Linked DNA regions of Homo sapiens: region 2 is linked to region 1. A link is an interaction called in ENCODE POLR2A ChIA-PET data of the cell type or tissue named here. Cell type or tissue: HCT116. All regions are shown on one strand.

What was found. ChIA-PET counts read pairs that join two places held together with the same protein. Peaks named below come from ENCODE experiments on the same cell type or tissue, not always from the same donor. Only the 100,000 strongest peaks of a DNase experiment are listed, where the experiment ranks them.
Region 2: POLR2A ChIA-PET joins it to region 1 with 7 read pairs; 3 of 35 experiments call an interaction of 5 or more read pairs at or near these places.

The regions. Positions count from the first base shown.
Region 1 is chr15:78,578,956-78,583,955 of GRCh38, reverse strand. It overlaps CHRNA5 (cholinergic receptor nicotinic alpha 5 subunit), which reads right to left. Exons shown (of 6, transcript NM_000745.4): 2 at 2,994-3,145. Among named protein-coding and RNA genes, the nearest start is that of CHRNA5, 16 kb to the right of the region's middle. In HCT116, no CTCF peak of the experiment used is centred here; no DNase peak of the experiment used is centred here.
Region 2 is chr15:78,724,678-78,729,677 of GRCh38, reverse strand. It overlaps LOC105370913 (a long non-coding RNA gene), which reads left to right and starts at 764. Exons shown (of 3, transcript XR_932509.2): 1 at 764-2,066. It also overlaps the pseudogene LOC646934. RefSeq lists enhancers at 1,629-2,182, 2,183-2,737. In HCT116, no CTCF peak of the experiment used is centred here; a DNase peak (open chromatin) is centred at 2,657.

The sequences.
Region 1 (5,000 bases):
AACTCATCAAAGTGGGAGGTGAGAGGCAAGGGCAAAAACAAAAACAAAGAAAACTCATCAAAGTTTTCAACAGTCTCCTCCAGGCCAGCAATTCCAGATGGACATCCTTGTTCTCATCTGTCATCTCAGAGCCAGTCTTGACTTCCCAAAAGCTAGTGAACATTTTCTTTGGAATTAACACCTCAAACCACAATCAAACTCATCATCTTCTCTGCCCTACTCCCGTAACAATGAAGAGTATTTTTCTTTTTTTTTTTTTTTGAGACAGAGTCTCGCTCTGTCGCCCAGGCTGGAGTGCAGTGGCGCAATCTCGGCTCACTGCAAGCTCCGCCTCCCAGGTTCACACCATTCTCCTGCCTCGGCCTCCCGAGTAGCTGGGACTACAGGTGCCCGCCACCATGCCCAGCTAATTTTTTTGTATTTTTTAGTAGAGACGGGGTTTCACCGTGTTAGCCAGGATGGTCTCAATCTCCTGACCTTGTGATCTACCTGCCTCGGCCTCCCAAAGTGCTGGGATTACAGGCGTGAGCCACTGTGCCCGGCCGACAGTATTTTTCAAATGTGTTACTCTTCCACTCTAATCACCTAGGCTTCAAAATGTGATGCCTCCCTCCATATTCAGTGGTCAAGTCCTGTTCCTTCTTGTATGTGGTCTTCTAACTTGCCTTTCATTTTCTAGTCTCTCTTTCACTCCTCAAAACCATGTACATTACTGTTTTACTGATCTTCTGAAAGTACTGCTTTGATCGTGTCTGTTGCCTATCAGGTCTCTCACTCATTCAGCATTTACTATGTACCAGATACCGTGCTAGGTTCTGGGACAGATACAAGGAATAAAGTTCACCCAGCTTTGAAGATGAAATGCCAGAGCACATGAGTACCAGTGAGTGTAATGGGCACCATATTAAAGTGCAAAAAAAAAAAAATTTTGAACACAGGAGAGGCTGTCTTATGGATTCTGGAAAGATTTCACAAAGGGTCTGACAGATGAATTTGGCCTTGAATAATAAATGGCTAGTGCCAGTAGGAAAATTCTCCCAAGAAGTAAACATGGCAGGAGTAAAGACGAAGTGGCATGCAGGGATTCTCCTCACCTTCTCCACCGTCCAGTCAGACCACTCCTGTATGCCAGGGCTCCCAACATTCATCTTTTGATCTAAACAGCTGTACAGGAAGGCTCAGTTATCACTTATATACCTACAACTATATTGTTCCTTTGTACTTAAATACTTTTCCTCTCTGCCACGTTGAAACCCTACACTTCCTACAAAGCCAGCTCGGGTGCCACCTCATCTACCCTACCTTCTTTGATAAGGTCATTCATTAAGATCTGCATTCCCAGCTCTTTCTGGCATCATGATTTAGTGCTACAGTTTTCTACACCATTTGTGTGTCAATGACCTCAACCAGAAAGATCTTTGAGAGCAAGCCCCACCCACCTTACTTTTTCTTTTCTTTTCTTTTTTTTTTTGAGACAGAGTCTTGCTCTGTTGCCCAGGCTGGAGTGCAGTGGTGCAATCTCAACTCACTGCAACCTCTGCTTCCCAGGGTTCAAACGATTCTCCTGTCTCAGCCTCCTGAGTAGCTGGGATTACAGGCACGGACCACCGCCCAGCTAATTTTTGTATTTTTGATAGAAATGAGGTTTTGCTATATTGGCCAGGCTGGTCTGGAACTCCTGACCTCAAGTGATCCACCCACCTTGGCCTCCCAAAGTGCTGGGATAACAGGCATGAACCACCACACCTGGCTACCACCTTACTTTTCCACTTTCCTATTTTCATTTAAAATCTCCCCATATTGACTAGCTAAGGGCTGAGCACACACAGTCCACATATATTCATTAACCTTTCTGGAAGCAATTAGATGACATAGCAATAGACTTTGAAAAAGGTATATCCTTTGGTTCACTAACTGCCTTTCTTAAGGAAAGGAGACGTTCAGGCATTTGTGTACAAATATATTCATCATTGTTAATTATAATAAGAAAAATTGGAAACAAGCTTCTGTTCAAAATGGGAGAATGCTTAAATTATAGATGAAATATGTAACTATTAAAAATTATATTTGGAGAGTATGTAATGACATAAGAAAATGTTCATCATGTCATAGTAGAGAAAAAGCAGTAATCAAAATTATTTCTAAAATATTATTCCAATTTTGTAACATATACACAAAGACAGACTGGCAAGAAACACAACTAATTATTAACATTAGTCATCTCCGGGTAGTAGAATTACAGTCACTTTTTATTTTCTCATTTGTATTTTTTGCACTTTCCAAATTCTCTACAAAAATCACGCATTGCTTCTGTAATCAGAACATAAAGCACATCTATAAATGTTATTTTAAAACATACATATATATAAATATACATATACTTGGTTATTTTGGGAACACAACAGGGAAATAATTATTGATTTACATGTTCAGAACAAGAAGAAACTAGTTTAAAAATTAGCATGAATGTTTTAGTTTAAATAGATAGGATCTCTTGACAATAAGTACAATTTATCAAGGGAACTTATTCTACTAATGAACGTCATATAGAAAAATTTCTGAAATGTTTTAAGTGTGAGCCCAAGATAATGATCTCTTGTGATACTTTTAGTTCCTAAGAATCTATCACTCTATTTTTGGACTTTTTCTCTTAAACTTAAAAATTTATTTTCTTTTCCCTCCTTTCAAGCTAACTTTTTGAAACTATTTTTAACACATTTAAGGAATACACAATGTTTTAGATCTTTGAATTTGTTAAAGATAGACTTATAATTACCAAATTGAGATAAACAGTTTCTAAACTATAAAATATATAAACACAGTGTGTTATCATGTATGTGACACAATCACTACTTTTCCCTGGTGAGTTCCTTCAGGCAAAGGACTGCTTCAATCACCTTTGTAATCCTTGGTGCCTAGCACAGTGCCTGGGCACACACCAGGCTCTCACTAAATCTGTGGGAAATTGACTATAGAAGGATATGCACACCTACCACATCCACCAATTGAGATATTGCAAGTCCAAATTTTATTTTTATTTTGTCATTCAGGTGTTCCACAGGACGAACCCATCTTTCGTAGTCTTGAAATAAATCCTTAAGCAAACTATCTTCATGTTTTGCAATAGAAGAAGGTTCAGATAATCCTGTATAACAAATTTTTAAAAGTTAATGTACTCGCTTCTCTCCCACCAGATACCTGTACTTTCAAACAAAAGTTCAAACCCAGGAGGCAAAGGTTGCAGTGAGCCAAGATCGGGCCACTGCACTCCAACCTGGGCCATGGAGAGAGACTCTGTCTCAAAAAAAAAAAGGAAAAAAAAAGTTCAGATTATTAATGAACCAAACTACAATTTAGGCTATTATTAATGCAGCTTTTAAAATGAAATATTAATGTAAGTATTTCTGATAGAATAAGGGACACTCTGGTTCAGATACGTCTCAGTTAAATCAGACTGACTATTGGAATATGCTGAGCTCCTTAAGAAACACTCAGTACTCAATACAGAATAGTTTCAAATCTAAATAATAAAAGCTTTTAAATTGCCAGGGTGGCAGGAGTTATCTTGAAATTCCAAACCTAGAAAACAGATATACTAAAGCAAAGCTCATTTATCAATTATAAATGTTAAAATTGCTTTAATTTGCATAATCTTTTTTTTTTTTTTTTTTTTTTTGAGACGGAGTCCTGCCTGGTCTCCCAGGCTGGAAGTGCAGTGGTGCAATCTCGGCTCATTGCAACCTCTGCCACTGGGATTCAAGCAATTCTCCACCTCAGCCTCCCGAGTAGCTGAGACTACAGGTATCCACCACCACGCCTGGCTAATTTTTGTATTTTTAGTAGAGACGGGGTTCCACCATGTTGGCCAGACTGGTCTTGAACTTCTGACCTTCAGCAATCTGCCCGCCTCAGCCTCCCATAGTGCTGGGATCACAGCTGTGAGCCACTGTGCCTGGCCTGTCATAATCTTAATATGAAAATATATAAATATTGAATGATTGATTTAGCTTTGACATACTTTGCTACTATATTTGTATAAAACTATACATTTGTATAAAACTGCTTTTTAGGGAATAAGGAAGGAAGAACTCGAAGATAGCAGATAGCATGCTGTCCTGGAAGCTAAATGAAGAAAATGCAGCAAGAAGGGTTGAGCCTCCCAATCTACTGATGCTACTCATGAGACATGGAGAGGCAGCTGAGAACTGAGTGTTGGATTAGCAACAGTGAGGTCAATGGTGAATCTAACAAAAGCCATCTATGGGAAGAGAAGAGAGATGAACTGCAGTATGTTTAAGACAGAGTGCAAAGACAGGAATGATCTCTTTCCAAAAGTTATGCTGATATAGGGATACTGAGGATAAAGAATCAAGAAAGGTTTATTTCAAGATCAGTAAAAAAAATAAATAGGCGGTGGCTCACGTCTGTAATCCCAGCACTTTGGGAAGCTGAGGCGGACAGATTACCTGAGGTAAGGAGTTCGAGACGAACCTGGCCAACATGGTGAAACCCTGTCTCTACAAAAAATACAAAAATTAGTCAGGCATGGTGGCACACGCCTGTAATCCCAGCTACTTGGGAGGCTGAGGCAGGAGAACTGCTTGAGCCCGGGAGACAGAGGTTGCAGTGAGCCGAGATTGTGCCACTGCACTCCAGCGTGGCCAACAGAGCGAGACTCTGTCTCAAAAAACAAACAAACAAACAAACAAACAAACAAATAATAAATAAATAAATGTATGTATATGTGAGAATGTGAACATGGTTGGCTAAATAATTCACAGGGCCCAATGTAAAATGAAGATGAGGAATTCCCGTTCAAAAATCAGGAAACATGTGCCATTAAATATACTAAAAAGAAACTTGTTTCTTCAAAAAAATCTATTTAAGGACCTAAGTTGTTAAAAAAAAAAAAAAAGTCAAAATATAAAATGTTTTGGATACTATGGCCAAAGACTGGTTAGATTTGGGGATCACAGTTATGCTTATGCTACTACAGAGCT
Region 2 (5,000 bases), 150 kb before region 1:
AGTAAGGGTTCACTTGAACTAAGGGGACTCCAGCTAAAAAACAAGTTTGAAAGACACTGATCTTATCCAGTATCATCTTACAGAGGAGGAAACTGAGGTCCAAAGGAAGAAGTGATTTTTCTGTGGTCATCCAGCAAGCTGGTGGCAAGTTAGATCTTCTCTTACTCCTGGTGTCTGGGGCTCTCCTCACCACACCCTGGGCCCCCTTCAGTGACTCCTATAGGGACAGCCTGATGGCAAGTGGCTGTACTCATTGGCCCAGCTTCCCCTTGAGACTGGGCATCAGGAAAATCAAACAGCAATGACCATTTCCTGGGTATCCTGGGTGTTTACAGCAGGCCACATACTAGGGGTTAACATAAAAACAACCATAAGGAATCTCATTTAAACTTCACAAATGGAAGTCAAACAATATTCCCCCTATTTTACAGAAGTGAAAAGAGAGGCCCAAAGAGCTCAAGCAACTTGCCATAAATCAGATCTCTAGAAGATGGAGAGGCAGGATTCAAACCCAGAATTCTTAACCAGTACCCAGCAATCTCAACAATTACCCTCCACTGCCCCTTGGGCCCCCCGTCTCCAGGAGCCAGGCCAGCCAAGACTCACATCCCCAGGTGAGTGGCAGCCACCAGAAGTGGTTGTCTCAGGGCTACTGCCAGTTTTTTTCTTTTTTGTCTTTGCTCCTGCTGGAACACCAGGGCTGTTCCTCTGCTGATATTCTTTTAGCTGTGGGAAAGAAGAGCAGTAATACTTGTGAGAACTTCCAGCCTCTACAGCCACATTCTCCTTTACAGTTTTTGCAAAATACTCTTATACACCATCTGATTTAATGCCACCAACAACTACAAGGTGTTGTCACGATCACTTAGTGACAGAGAGAGATGGATATTATAGCTAAAAAAAAGGGCAGGGGCAATAATGGAACTTAAACTCAGTCTTCTGACTCCAAGCTCTGGGGTTTTGCCATGAATCAGCAGCTGCCAGGGACCAAAACCAGAGGCAGAGGTAGAAAAGTAAACATTAAGTAGACAGGAACTGCACTCTGTGTGGGTTACAGTCATACATCCTCACATGTCTGTTAGTGTGAAGAAGTGCACCAGTACCTCTTAAACTTTTATATCAATGTGTCCTCATGGCAGAAGGCAGCTTTTTTGTTAAATCTCAGAATTTATCAGAAAGAGGACAACCCAAGTCTCATTTCAGAGAGAAGTCTGGTATACTCTTAGAAACCTATGTGACTGTCTTCCCTAAGTACATTAATGCTTTTTCTCTCTCAAGGGAATCAAGGGAAATTGATGCTTCAGAAAGATCTCCCACACTTATCCTGTGGCACTCAAAGTACCCCAGATTGGGATGATAAGAGGAAGATTCAAGCTGTCAAGTTCAATTTCCCCAGATCTATTCCACAGAAGATGAGCAAATCTCACTCCAGCGACCATTGACTGAAGGGCAGTCTGGTCCCAGAACCATGAAGAATTAGAATATGAGGTGGAGAACTGAGAAAATAATGTTAAAGTCTCTCTGGAGAGTAGAAGCCTGGGAGAAAATCAAACCAAACCAAACCAAACCTGTTCTCCCATTGCCACCCAGAGATACTGTCAATGTTTTGAGCTCACGGGGGAATTGTAGGCTTTTCACGCTGTCAATGTCTATGTGAAGGGAGTAAGGCAGCCTGAAACCTCTTGCCCCTAGGTCCCATAGTCCCCATTCCCCTTCCAGCTGGAAATTTGTGCTGTGACCACAGGAACCAGAAATGGGGTGAGAATGCTTAGGGGACTGGGTTGTAAGATCAAAGGCCGGTCTTGAAGCAGTAATGACAGTTCCTGGGGGGACTGTGACATCACTACATTCCACTCCTCCTAGGGGAGGGAGGGAACAACATCAGTGTGATGGCTGAGTCACCGATTCACAATGGAGCAGGGGGATGTAGGGCTGGGACCCAGGTCCACGGAGACACCAGCCCAAAGAGCCCAGGGAGGTCGGGCTTGGGTCAGCAGGAGGGGAGAGCAGAGTCTGCAGCAGGAAGCCCGAGGAGTCACCAGCCCAAAGTCACCCAGGGATGACTGGTGAGGGTGGGGCCTGGGGCTGGGGGACCCAGGTCCTTGGAGAGGTGAGCCCAAAGAACTCAGGGAGGTCGGGCTTGGGGTGGCAGGATGTGAAGGCTGAGTATGGAGCCGGGAGCCCCAGAAGTCACTCGCCCAAAGTCACCCTGGGGTGATTGGTGAGGGCAGGGCCTGAGCTGCTTGCTGAAGGGGCGGGACTGACTGACAAGACTTTGGTTGGAGGGAGCACAGAGGTGCCAGTGTGGGGGGACCCAGCCCGGTGTGCCTAAGGGCTGGTATGGACTCTGGCAGTGGTCTTGCCATCAAAGGGGATCTGTGGCTGGGTTGGGGGGGCCATGATCTGATGCGTTTTACTTTTTTCTTGGCTGTGGCCAGTTTCCTCTGTTGAGTTTCTTCTAACATCGTGGGGTGGGGAGGGAGGCAGGGTTAGGGCCACATCAGCGAACACCTCCAGTCACCTACCAGGCAGCTGTGTGACTGAGCCAGAGGAGGTGTAACCAGGGCCACACTGTAATGCAGAATGGGGCGGGGCCTTAATGCTCCAAGCCCATTGGTCAGTGAGAAAGATGAAAGGGAAAGGAGGCGTGGCCAGGCAGCAGTGTGTCCAGAGGAACCTGTGGCATCACAAGGAAAGCTGCCCATGCAACTGCTGTCCCGCCCACTTGGGGAGAGGGGCGGGGCCTGCCTACTCCAGGAGCAGGGAGGGGCCGCCCACTCCAGGAGAGGGGAGGGGCCGGCTTTTGCTTTAAAAGCTTTAAAACTTTAAAAATAAACTTTAAAAAATATATGTGCTTATACTTTTTATATATGTGTATCAGTGTGCATATGTCTACGTGTTCCACCAGAGCTGTCTTCATTATCCAGCTTCTATGCAAGGTCTATGATTTTGGCCTACATTTTTCATCTTCAAATGAAGTACAAGAATTACCAGTGTTACTTCAATTGAGATACAACTCCTATAAAAATGGAAAATCCATAGCATGCTTGATGTTTAATGAAGTGGACTATATTATCCAACATTCCAATAAGATAATCACAATGAATTCTTTTTTTTGGAAAAAGTTTTTCTTAATTTCCTGCATTATTAAGATTTTTTTTTTTAAAAAATAAGAAACATGTCTAATATCTTTAAAAACACAAAGCTTTTGTGCCGGGTGCAGTGGCTCACTCCCGTAATCCCAGCACTTTGGGAGGCCTAGGCGGGTGGATCACCTTAGGTCAGGAGTTCAAGACCAGCCTGGCCAACATGGTGAAACCCCGTCTCTACTAAAAATACAAAAACTAGCCAGGTGTGGTCATGGGTACCTGCAATCCCAGCTACTCGGGAGACTGACGCAGGAGAATCACTTGAACCTGGAAGCCGAAGTTGCAGTGAGCCAAGGTCACACCACTGCACTGCAGCCTGGGTGACAGACTGAGACTCCATCTCAAAAAAAAAAAAAAGTAAAAAATTAATAAAAACACAAAGCTTTCAATTTAATAAGCACTCAAAGCTCTTTACTGGTTTAAAGCATATACAAGGCCTATTTTTCTAGAATCACCTGGCCTCTCTAAGCCTTGCAAATGAAACTGAATTTCTCACTTGATACTTGGCTATGACTTGCAATCATGAAAACCAAGAATTGTGTTATGTCACTGTGTATTGCTTGTTACTTGAATTCCACACTAGGCTGAGATCAAGGGTTGAATCTTACATGATTTGCTCCATAACCTGTGAGCTTCTTTTCCCACACCAAACTAAGCTTTTTTCTATTTTTTCTTTTTTTTTATTATTATTATCTTTAAGTTTTAGGGTACATGTGCACAATGTGCAGGTTAGTTACATATGTATACATGTGCCATGCTGGTGCGCTGCACCCACTAACTTGTCATCTAGCATTAGGTATATCTCCCAATGCTATTCCTCCCCCCTCCCCCCACCCCACAACAGTCCCCAGAGTGTGATGTTCCCCTTCCTGTGTCCACGTGTTCTCATTGTTCAATTCCCACCTATGAGTGAGAATATGCGGTGTTTGGTTTTTCGTTCTGGCGATAGTTTACTGAGAATGATGATTTCCAATTTCATCCTTGTCCCTACAAAGGACATGAACTCATCGTTTTTTATGGCTGCATAGTATTCCATGGTGTATATGTGCCACATTTTCTTAATCCAGTCTATCCTTGTTGGACATTTGGGTTGGTTGCAAGTCTTTGCTATTGTGAATGATGTCGCAGTAAACATACATGTGCATGTGTCTTTATAGCAGCATGATTTATAGTCCTTTGGGTATATAGCCAGTAATGGGATGGCTGGGTCAAATGGTATTTCTAGTTCTAGATCCCTGAGGAATCGCCACACTGACTTCCACAATGGTTGAACTACTTTACAGTCCCACCAACAGTGTAAAAGTGTTCCTATTTCTTCACATCCTCTCCACACCTGTTGTTTCCTGACTTTTTAATGATTGCCATTCTAACTGGTGTGAGATGGTATCTCATTGTGGTTTTGATTTGCATTTCTCTGATGGCCAGTGACGATGAGCATTTTTTCATGTGTTTTTTGGCTGCATAAATGTCTTCTTTTGAGAAGTGTCTGTTCATGTCCTTTGCCCACTTTTTGATGGGGTTGTTTGTTTTTTTCTTGTAAATTTGTTTGAGTTCATTGTAGATTCTGGATATTAGCTCTTTGTTGGATGAGTAGGTTGCAAAAATTTTCTCCCATTTTGTAGGTTGCCTGTTCACTCTGATGGTAGTTTCTTTTGCTGTGCAGAAGCTCTTTAGTTTAATTAGATCCCATTTGTCAATTTTGGCTTTTGTTGCCATTGCTTTTGGTGTTTTAGACATGAAGTCCTTGCCCATGCCTATGTCCTGAATGGTAATGCCTAGGTTTTCTTCTAGGGTTTTTATGGTTTTAGGTCTAACGTTTAAGTCTTTAATCCATCTTGAATTAATTTTTGT